2 separate regions of the Homo sapiens genome follow, and region 2 is linked to region 1. The links are chromatin contacts, found by Hi-C or POLR2A ChIA-PET in ENCODE. All regions are on one chromosome and are shown on one strand. The core of a region is the stretch at or near the end of the contact, and the rest is flanking DNA. Distances in the headings are between cores, read along the strand shown. Region 1 holds the start of ENDOU (endonuclease, poly(U) specific). Region 2 overlaps ASB8 (ankyrin repeat and SOCS box containing 8).

Region 1 (5,959 bases), core at 2,836-5,335:
CTTCACCTGTCATGTCATGCTGCCCCAGGGATGTCCCCTGCCCCTGACCCTCCGCTGGCTCTTATTCCATCCCTGTTATGTTATTTGCTTCTTTGCTCTTGTCTCCCCTTCTGGTCTTCTCTGCACGCTCTTTCCCCCTGTGTCACATCTTTCTGTTCTTTCCCGTCTTTGGAGTACATTCAGATGAATTTATGCTCAGGGTGGGGAATGAGGCGGGTGCGGGTGAGAATTGGGCTCTGGCATAGCATTCTATTATGTAACCACAGACCACATCCCCCACTGCAGCCAAATGGTTTGCAGAAGCAAGCTTTTGGTCGCAAGGGACATAAGACAAGACATTTTGAAGGAACAGTGGAAACCCACTATCCACTCTGGGCTTTAAGGGTGATAACAGAGTCTTTGTTCGATTTGAGGTTCCTGAGGTTTGGATTTCACGAACGCTGGGTTCAGAGGTCATACTGTGGGTTACAGAGAATGTCAAGATCAGAGTCAGAGTTACCATCAGCATCAGAATTTGTATCAGTGAGGAAACTGAAACCTAATTTGGACCAGGGTTGGGGTTAGTTAGGTTAAGAACTACAGTTAGGATTTGGGCTTGAGTTAAATTAGTTGATAAATTAACAATTTTGTATTGATATTTGGGTAAGGAATAGGAATAGACTTAAGATGACATTCGGGGTTGAGGAATGTGTCAGGATGAGAAAAAGATGAATAATCCCTGTTTTGTTTGGGGGCTTGGTTCTGGTTATGATTCAATACAGGTGTAGTATCTTAATTTAAGCCTGGAGTGGGTTAGAGCTTAAATATTAGAGGTTGGGTTTGGTTACCAGTCCCTAGTATTGGATTCTGGGATTAAGGTTGATACTTTGTCTAATGAGGGACAGCATAGCAGAGAGGTCAAGAACCTAGACTCTGGCGCCAAACTGCTTGAGGCTGGAATTCTGGTTCTACTGCTTTCTAGCTATGTGATCTTGGGCAAGTTATTTGAACTTCTGTGCGTTGGTTTTCGTATCTGTAAAAGTGGGATGATAATGGAGCCTATCTCATAGAATATTTGTAAGAATTAAATGAGTTAATATATGTAAAGCACTTAGGACAGCAAGTGACACATAGTAGTACCATAGAAGTATTTGTTAGGTGAATAAACGGTGGCAATATTTCATGCCCATCTTCCAAGTGACAAGTGTTCAGACTGGCTGGAGCAGTCTTCCCTGTGTTGTGGCCCCGTCGACACACTTAATCTAGCTGACACTCTCCCAGGGTTTCAACAGGGCCATCCCTTGGGCTGGGTTGTCAGCACATCTGTGTTGCTGGTTTCCTGGCTGACTTCATCACTACAGGTCTGTATTCTTTACATCAGAGAGGCATTGGGTCAAGGTTAACCCGGGTCCTCAGACAACTTCACATTGTCAGGCCTCCAAGGTGGGCAGGAAGGCAGGTTTCCAGTCCCTAAAAGAGACCAGGCCCAAGGCCACTTGTTCCTTCAAGCCGGCAGGAACTCCTCTTGAATGTTAAATGATGCTCCCTTGGAGCCTGAATGCAAAGACCTTAAGGAGAAATTTTCAGCCCATCAGCTCCCTGCTCAGTCAGCCTGGCAGTACACCCAGAATCCAAAGGGAGAGAATTCAGGCAAATCAGGGCAATGTTTTTAATGGGCCAAATCAGCAGAGTCCAGGGAAAGAATTCACTTCATTCCAGCAGCTGGCACCAGTTGAGAAGGGTTGCAAGCGAGCAGTCAGCTGGACGTGCAGGAGAGCACCCCCGCCGGCCCAAGCTGAGTGGGCTTTTTCATCTCTGCTCAAGAACTTTGTCTCCAGCAAGAGCCCCATGCCAGCACTTTCTCACATTTCTCTGTGCACTTAGTCTGCTTCAAGGTGACCTTGGGATTTGACAGTGGAGTGCAGGGGTGGGAGGAACTTTTCCTCATAGGCACTTTGCTGTGACATTCTGGGGACACTCTGATGAGTAACTAGTCACCCTAACAACTCACTCCAGCATCCCCACACTGCACCATTAACACCAACACTCTGAGTAAGCCTTGCTCCCCAAGCCAGGTGCCTGAATCACTGCTGTAGTAACCTGTGCCTCTTGTTCCTCTGCCTCACCTCTCTGACTCTCTGCCTTTCTTCATCTGAGCCTTTCCTCTCTCGGGTTCAGATTCTCCCTCCATTCCCCCAAGAAATGCTCAATTTCTCTGCACTTTCTAAGACTTCAATATGCCAGAACAGCCACTCCCTATCCATACTGGCCATCAAGGAAGCTTGGTCCCAAGCCTGGGTGGACACAGTGTCCCTGTACACTGGTGCTCAGCCCCTCTGATGACTGGGACATCCTACACATCTGTACCGTTAGAAGGCCCCAGATGCTGTTTCCATGGAGACCTAGTCAACCAAGAAGCCTCACCCCTTGGACTAGCTTCCTGCCTCCATTCACAACCAAAAAAATCAACCAAGGTTCTCCACAGACATCCAGCTCATAAAGGAGGACCTGAGGCTGTCAGTGATTCCCCATGTGATTCATATTCTTGCCTCTCAGTTCTGAGATGTTGGGATAGTATCAACAAGTGCAGAGCCTCTTCCCTGCCACCTTAGGAAGCCTCATACACTTGACCTCACTTCCCCATCGATCCCACAGCCAAAGCAGATACTGCCCTCCGACCTAGCAGCAAGAGCTCCACCTGCACTTCTAAAGCCACTGCTACCTCTGCCCCCCAGGGACCAAATATCCAGAGTTGCTCTCCTTCCCTAAGGCTGGAATATGCCAAGCCCGCTGGCCACCCCTACACATTAAGCCCCCAAGTTCCACCTTCCTCCCAACCAACAGGGCTGAGGCTGGTGGCTCCCAGGCCCACCCTCATGCTCTCCCACTGCCTCTCCACCCACTAGGGCCCAGGCAGAGCTGGTTTCTGGTAAGATGCACTATCTCATCCATGGTTGGGAGGCACAACTTCCTCTTCCAGGGGTTTTCCACTTAGAAATCCCATAAGGGTCTCCTTTCCACAACCCAGTTGGAAATGACCCCAAGCGGAAGTTTCTCCCAAGAAAATTTATAGTCATAATCATAGCGAATTTCCAGTTCACTGAGATCTCACTTTGCACCAGGTGCTTCTCATACATTATTTCATTTAATCCTTTCCACAGTCCTACACAGGAGCAACCCAGTGGAAGGATTCTTTCTCCTGTGGGCAGAGGAGGATTCTCCCCACACTCCTCAGCTCAGCCCCTCCCTTGGCACTCCTTCCCACCCACCCACTAGCTACCAATTAACCCATCAGCACCAGCATTTTGCACAGTTACTAAACAGGAACATGGTCCTGTTCCTCTGCCAGTCCCATCCCCTGGACCTCTCATAACTGTGGGCCAGGTCCCTTCTGTATTCTTCAATTCTCCTAACACTGCAACAGAGATCCATTCCTCTGACCCCTGTACAGCCCCAGATAGGACGAGGCCCACCTCCTGGTCAAAGGTCCTTTCAGTTTCCTCCTAAGCCTGCCCACCTCCTAAGGCTCTACCCAAAGTAACATCACACCCTAAACAACCTCACCTGTCACCAGGCAGTGGAAGGAGTGACCAAGGGCAGCCAGGCCACTCAGACCCCATGGACACCAGCCCTAGCTTTATTCCTTACAGTGGCCCCAGACAACAAAATCTTGGGGAGATCAAAAGTCAGGCTGGACTAAGGGATATTTGGGGCTGATCCTCCAAGGTGTCAAGAAGGGAATTCCATGAAATCAGACCATCAGCCCTGCAACTCTCTCCACATAGTCCAGTCCATTCCGGGACCAACGCCTGCACCCTCAGACAAGGACAACCCAAAAGTGCTCTGCGGCTTTAGGACAGAGCTCACCCTCCCTTGTCCCACGGCCCTGCCCTCTACCAAGTTCTCCAACTCTCTGCTTCTTTAGGCAAGATCCCGCCCCACCAGCAATCCCATGCCCGCCAGATAGTGACTTACCAGCCCAGGCCAGGCCACACAGCACGGCCAATACCAGGGAGATGCAGGCCCTCATGGTGCCCAGTTGGAGGCCAAAAAGGGAGTGGCTGTTGGACTTTCACTAGAGTCAGATGAATGTCACAGCTCTCAGACGAGCCTTATTCCTCAAGCTGATCCTTTTAAAGACACCAGGACTTGTGGAGCTGGTGTCTCCAGATCCTTTCAGGAAGAAAAAGGGGAGGGAGGGACCCTAGATGGATAGGAGGTGGGGCCCTACAGCTGTTTGAAGCCTGAGGGAAGGTGACTAAGAAGGTAGGTAATGCCAGATGTTGAGAACAGGTAATGCTAGCTGTTTGCAGCTTAAAAAATAGGTCATGCAGGCAGGCACACCAAGATGGGTCCAGTTTGGAGGGTTCTTTGTCCAAATTAGGGACACCCATGGGCTGATCTTTGGGTGATCCCCACCAAACAGACACCTACTTCCAAGTCTCAGACCTGACTTTCCAAGGGGCCACAGGTTGGATTCATCTTCAAATTCCTGGAGCTTAGCATGACACTGGCACACAGTAAGGTGATTGGTCCAAATTTGACAAACAGTAAGTGCCCAAGCAAGGGTTGGGGTCATTGGACAGAGAGATAGAGGATGTGTCGGTCAGAACCAGTGCTATTCTTATGACCACCAAGCCCAGCATAGCTAAATCAGCCACATGTCGAGCGCATGGCTAAATCACTCTAAAATATTATGCAAATGACTCTTACTGAGTCAGCCTCTGGGGTTTAAACGTTTCAGATTCCTTATGAGGCAGGGGAGGGGCAAGAGGCCTCTTAAAGGCAGCCGAAGGCCCACTCTTCTTCCCCTGGGAGCCCAGGGTTTCACTCCCTTCACCCCAACTTACACTCCTCTCCTCAGGAACTCCTCCCCAGTGAGGTTCTTTTGTTTCCAAGTCCAAAAGAAGGGGAGCAGCTCCCCGTGACTGTCCAGTTTTCCCCGATAATAAAGGTAAAATCTGCCAAGTATGATGCCCTTGCCAGAAAGAGCACTGCATGGGGATTCTCAACCCTCTCAGGAAAGAAAACTATCATATAAAAAGGCAAAATTGGTGAACAGTGGAGGCCACTCTATCAGTGATTTTTTTCTGGAGGTTGGGAGTGGAGCACGTCTTCATCCAGTGTGCTTTAACAGGAGAAGTTTCTTCCTCTCGCTGGTCTTCAGCTTTCTCATCTGAAATGATGGGGTTGGATCTGACAATCCCTTCCAGGTTCTCAGACTTTAATCTCGAGTTTTCCTGCCCATGCGCCAGGTTGAACAGTTGCTGGTGGGTTAAAGAGAATCCCCCAGCCTGTTGCTGTGTAGAGAGGAGTCCAAACATAGGGACTCAGGGGTAGAGAGAAGGACAAGCCTAGGGCAAGCAAACTTTGCAAGGGGCTCACACAGGAAGTGCAATGTATGTATATATTTTGAGATGGAATCTCTCTCTCTGTCGCCCAGGCTGGAGTGCAGCAGTGTGATCTCGGCTCACTGCAACCTCCATCTCCCCAGCTCAAGCAATTCTCATGCCTCAGCCTCCCGAGTAGCTGGGATTATAGGCATGCACCACCACACCTGGCTAATTTTTGTATTTTTAGTAGAGACCATGTTGGCCAACCTGATCTCAAACTCTTGACCTCAGGTGATCTGCCCACCTTGGCCTCCCAAAGTGCTGGGATTACAGGTGTGAGCCACTGCATCCAGCCCGGAAGCACAACTAAAGAGTGAGCCTAGCCCTTCTCTCCCAGAAGGGAGCTGGTTAGAATGAGTAAGAGCAGAAATGGCTGCTTCATTTGCATAGATTTCATTTACACAATCCAAAAGCAGGCTGAAGAGTCACTGCCCCTCAGAATCCTCATCCTCCCTGGGTTGGCACCACATAAACGTGTCTCTGACTCCTGTTGTTTAGGGGACAAAGGAGGGTGTCACTGGCTGGCCTGGGAAGCAATGATGCCTCAGAATTTGGGAATGAATGGTCTGTCCCTTCCAAGTGTCCAG
Region 2 (5,248 bases), core at 1,563-4,062, 420 kb after region 1:
CCTCAAGAAAATGAAGAGGGAAGGATGGCTCAGGGAAAGTTAATCAGAGGGAAAATGTCACTCTGTAAAGAGTAAAAAATTTAGGATGATGATACGATCTGGGAAAAAAAGGCATAGTGAAGACCACTTAAAAACAAACAAAAAAAACCTATGAAGGTGCATGCTATTTCCCCAGAGCTAAAAAGATAAGTGAAATTGTGTTTGAACTCTTAAGTGGAGGTGAAGCAGAATTTATTAGCCACCAACCACATAAGTGATTATGAAGTAACTGAGAAACAGGTAACATTTTTTCCCACATGGACAAAACTTTCTCTTTCTAGAATATTAAGTATCTATGATGAGAAATGAAGTAGCATCTCAAGCAGTTTATAAATCTACCAGAATATTAGAATCACCTGGGACCTTTGAACGTACTCATGCCCAGGTCTACTTTATTCATTTATTTTTTTGTAGAGATGGGGACTTCAACTCCTGGTCTCAAATGATCCTCCCACCTCGGCCTCCTAAAGTGTGAGGATTACAGGCGTGAGCCACTGTGGCCAGCCCTACTAGGTCTGCTTTGGACCAATTAAATCAATCTCTGGGGGTGGAGCCTGGGCTTTAGTATTTTTAAAAATTTTCCTAGGTGGTTCTAATTAATAACTAGGATTGAGAACCACTGACTAACACAGTGGAATCTCATTCCTGGCTATATTTGAAGCACTGAAGCCCCCAGTCCTACCCCAGAAAATTCCAAAGAATTGGTATGAGGTGAAATCTTGGCACCAGTGTTTTTAAAAAGCTTCCTTAGTGATTTTATGTGCAGCTGGAGTTGAGAACATAAAAGCAGTAATTCCAAATTTGGGGTGGGAGAAGGTATAAAGGAAGGGGAAGCTCTTCAGATACTCTGCCCAAGCCCTCCTGTTCACTCCAGCAATGCCCAGAATCACTGCTGCTAATGGGAGAAAGGTTGGGATGGAAAGTTACATAGAACAGCCAGGCAGTAAACGAAGAACTTTTTCTAAGGGGGGTTGGAGAAAAGTAGGAAAAGTAGAAATTGCCAAACTTGCTTTTAGAACTATTTATTCTTTTTTTTTAAGTGATGTTTTTTAAACACCAGCATCAATAGGACAGAAGAAGACATCTGTTTTCCAATTAGCTGTGTCAGTAGATTCCATTCATTGTTTGTAGTTCCCAATCAGCTTTAAAAAAAAAAGTTTTTCAAATTTGCATACAAGTCATCTAAAATCAATAACAACTTGATCTAATTTAGAAAAATGAAAGAGTATCGTTCACTAAAGCAGATCTCTTTTGGGTAGATGGACCATCACAAAAGGAGCTCTTACATGCTTTTCCCACTCCCATCCCAAGTCCACCCTCCCACCAATTGTATTGTATAAATCAATAAAAAGCAAAGGTTCCAGAACAACTGAAAGAAAAATAATTCCAAACTAAGCAGAGTGAACTTTCCATTGGGAATGAAGACCCATGGGAAAAGGCAGCCCAGCCCATAACTCCTCCCTGCTGGAACACACACCGTAGGTGTAGGAACTGCCTGGGAATCCCATTAGAACACACTGTTTCTCAGGAAGAGAAAAAGCTGCATTACAAGAAAAGTTCTCAGGACTTTAGGAGTTCTTAGGACTGTTATTTCAGAGCTATTTATTACTGTTATTACAGAGCTCTTGTTATTTCAGAGCTACTGTAGCCCTTGGGCACAACCAACAGAAAGAGGCAAAGACTGCTGTTTCCTTTGATGAGGGGAAAGAGGTCCAGTCCCTTCCAAATGCCCCAGGACATGGCACAGTAGGGATGTCATCCAGCCCAGTTCTGGATCTGCACCATTTGAGGTTATAGTATCTTCATCTTTGGGACACAATTGCTGTTAGCTGAAATTGTGATTTTCTTAAGTTTTTTCACAGATCAATTAAAATGGTTTTTTTTTTTTTTTTTTTTTTTTGAGACAGTTTTGCTCTTGTTGTCCAGGCTGGAGTGCAATGGCGCGATCTTGGCTCACTGCAACCTCTGCCTCACAGGTTCAAGCGATTCTTCTGTCTCAGCCTCCTGAGTAGCTGGGATTACAGGCGCATGCCACCATGCCCAGCTAATTTTTGTATTTTTAGTAGAGACGGGGTTTCATCATATTGGTCAGGCTGGGCTCGAACTCCTGACCTCAGGTGATCCACCTGCCTCAGCCTCCCAAAGTCCTGGGATTACAGACGTGAGCCACCATGGCTGGCCTAAAATGCTTTCTAGAAGGGATTCTTCTGGACCGTTAACCACGTCCCCAAAGGAAAACCACACACACATTATTTAAGTACTTTCCATCTTCCTAGAGAAATTTAGTTACACTGTTGACTCCTTCCCTAAAGGGGAGGATTGAGGGAGACCTCTTCTTTTGCAAAATGCAATATAAAAAGCCAGGTAAGCAATAAACAGAAAACAAAAGTGAGGGATTTTTTTTGTTGGGTTGTTTGGTTTGGGAAGGGGAGGTGCTATGGAGGTTATTGTTGTGACATGTTGCTTCGAAATCTATAAACCACACAACAGGAACAACTGTTTTTCTGTTTTCTGTGACAAGGAGTACTGCAGGGACAACCTCACCCAGAGCTGCCTGCACGATGGTGCAAACATCTTCTCCGGCTATTCTAAAAGTAACAGGTATTCCTTCAAAGAAGCTGGCAGTGGAAGGCCCTTCACTGCATCGGGGAGATACTGGAGTCCCAGGCTACGGCGCACGGCATAGCGAGCGAGTGTTTTTAGAGTTCCTGGAGCTGAGCACAGAACAGTCAGTTTTTCACATAGCTGCGGGTCTCTGGCCACCTCTCGTGGCATGGTGCCATTTTTCCTCAATTCAAAGTGTCCAACAGCTCTGTGGAGGAGCTCAAAGCAAGAGTCCTCTTTCTCTGTTCCAAGTCCCCTGACTAGCAGAGCCACCAGGCGGGAGATGGGTGTCTGGCCTATTAGGTTGATGACTCTGACCTCTGCGCCATAATCCAGAAGGATGCTGACACTCTCAAGATTTCCCTTCATGGCAGCCCAGCTGAGCGGTGTATCATTGTTGTAATCCAGGGCATTGACAGAGGCCCCGCTCTCTAGGAGAGCCCGCACACACTCAGCATTGTTCTTAAAGGCTGCCCAGTGAAGTGGGGTATCTCTGTTGCCATCCAAAGCATTGGGGTTTGCACCATACTCCAATAGGACCTCCACACAAGCCTCATCTTTCTCTGCTGCATAGTGGAGGGCTGTTCGGTTATACCCATCCAGGGCATTCACCTGTAAAAAGGGAGGAACTATTACAGTAGACAGACTACTGAGAGGAAGACAGGACAGCAGCAAAGAAGCTTGCATGGTTACCCACTACCTTTGCTATGCAGTGCTCTGAACAGGAGGGTCAGCAAGCAACTCCCAGGGAGTCCTGGTGATAAAGATGAAGATATGACAGGAGCTTAGGAGCAAAAAGGAAAAGAACTGTCCTCAAACAGTCAACACTATTATGTGCACTGACTAGCTGGTCTGCATTATTTTGGTTTTTGCTGCAATGTTCTTTTATCTATTCATTAGAATCTCTACCACAGAGTAAGGGGTAAGGCAGGAATAGAGGAAGTCTAAGTCCCCGTAACTGCTCTGAAACATTACTGGAAAGCTGCTTGACTATACAGAGTTTTGGATTATTTTACTTACCCTGACCCTTTCTGTACCCTGTGGCTAATGTAGCAACCAAACTGAAAAACATAGCTTTTGCTAAGTTCTTTAACCATACAGAGAAATTCAAAATGTTAGAATATAAGTCAGACCTTTGCAAAAATATGCTGTGGGTTCACAAGAGAACCCAAATGAAAGCATGTGATAGGAAGAGCACAAATCTCCCAGTGCTGGAAAAGCAGCTGGCTTGCTGACAGTCAGCATCACCTGTAGTTTTTTTCTTCAAATTTCCAAATAGCATATACCCTCATTAATGAAAGACAAAAACAAAAAAAAACCCTGAAACATTTAAGTAAATTCAACCTTTTATTTGGCTAAAACCTATCTTAAGTACCACTTCTTAAGTACTTTAAGTACTTTTAAGGGTACTTTAGATTTAATCAGAGTTGAGGGATCTCTGCATTTATATCTCCTGGATAGACAATAAGCAATGAGAAGATTAAACGGAAATATAAACAGCCCCTACAAGGTAAGCTTCCTGAAGTGATGGCCAGTGACAGCTTAAGTTAAGGAGAAGAAAGAAAGGCAGAGTATCAGCACCATACAATGGGGGCAAGCAGGGTGGGGACAGAAAGGTAAAAGAATGAAATCCTTAGATCATTTTATATATTTACCATTACATTTTCCTTAATATTGGCTATGCCAACATTACCTTGAGTTAGAAGTTCAGACTGGAGGAGGGAAGAGATGGAGGAGTGATGGGGAGAAATTCTAAGAAAACATGAAGCTCAAGTTTTAGTGAGTCATTAATGTGAATGTGTTAAAAACATTACCTCGGCTCCTTTTTCCAGAAGTAACTCCACACAGTCAGCATCTGACACCATACAGGCACAGTGCAAGGGCTTCAGTGTGCCATGAGTGCAGTTCACATCTGCTCCCTGTGGGCAGAAGACAACTTCAGTCAGTGTGTTCAGCTCTGGCTTGCCCAGCAGGACAGAATTCAGAACTGAGTCCAGGGGACAGAGAGTTCTAACTCTCACTATTTTATAGATACAGTGCTAGTTCCTGTTTCCTTTTCTATTAATATTATGTCAATGTCCAAACCAAAGGAGTACACTGAAGATGAAGGAAAGGAACTGTTAATTCCTTAGATCAAGTTACTAAGTTTCTCCACAAGGGAGGCTGCCAGATGGTCACCTGGACATCACTGAAGACAATCTTATGTATCAAAGCACTGGAAACCTTATCATCAGGCAGGAAAGCTGGACCAGCAATCCACTTTCTATGGCCACCATGCTCTGGAAAAGTAGGAAAGTGAGTCTGTCAGACTGAGGCCAGAAATGGCATGCTCTTTTGTCCATTCAACAAATGACCATCATTAATAGTGGCATCATCTTAACACGGTTTTTCCTTTTTTATAAACATCTTCAAAGTAGCCTCTTAGTATCAGTATTCTTTACCATCTAGCCTTTGCTGGTGCTTCTATTCAAAATCAAAGGAGAGGCCGAGTACAGTGGCTCACACCTGTAATCCCAGCACTTTGGGAGGCTGAGGTGGGCAGATCACCTGAGGTCAGAAGTTTGAGACCATCCTGGCCGACATGGTGAAACCCGGTCTCTACTGA

The links. A loop is a pair of places that touch in the nucleus more often than their neighbours do. ChIA-PET counts read pairs that join two places held with the same protein, here RNA polymerase II (POLR2A). Pooled maps may share reads with other maps.
Region 2: a map of IMR-90 shows a loop between it and region 1 (2.7-fold over the local background). The contact joins the enhancer-like site here to the promoter of ENDOU in region 1. A Hi-C loop is called at or near these places in 3 of 168 maps with a recorded cell type or tissue (IMR-90, endothelial cell of umbilical vein and thyroid gland) and 6 of 50 pooled maps. POLR2A ChIA-PET finds 5 or more read pairs at or near these places in 3 of 52 experiments (CD4-positive, alpha-beta T cell, H1 and activated T-cell).

The regions. Positions count from the first base shown.
Region 1 is chr12:47,721,405-47,727,363 of GRCh38, forward strand. ENDOU (endonuclease, poly(U) specific) reads right to left here and starts at 4,086. Exons shown (of 10, transcript NM_001172439.2): 1 at 3,955-4,086. The coding sequence starts at 4,009. All of the region lies in intron 3 of RPAP3-DT (RPAP3 divergent transcript), which reads left to right. RefSeq lists silencers at 4,601-4,720, 5,686-5,745.
Region 2 is chr12:48,146,744-48,151,991 of GRCh38, forward strand. It overlaps ASB8 (ankyrin repeat and SOCS box containing 8), which reads right to left. Exons shown (of 4, transcript NM_024095.5): 3 at 4,458-4,562; 4 at 1,046-3,255. The coding sequence ends at 2,623. Among named protein-coding and RNA genes, the nearest start is that of ASB8, 8.1 kb to the right of the region's middle. Within about 2 kb of position 2,813, at least 2 of the 41 ENCODE cell types and tissues checked have a DNase peak (open chromatin) inside an H3K27ac peak, as active enhancers do.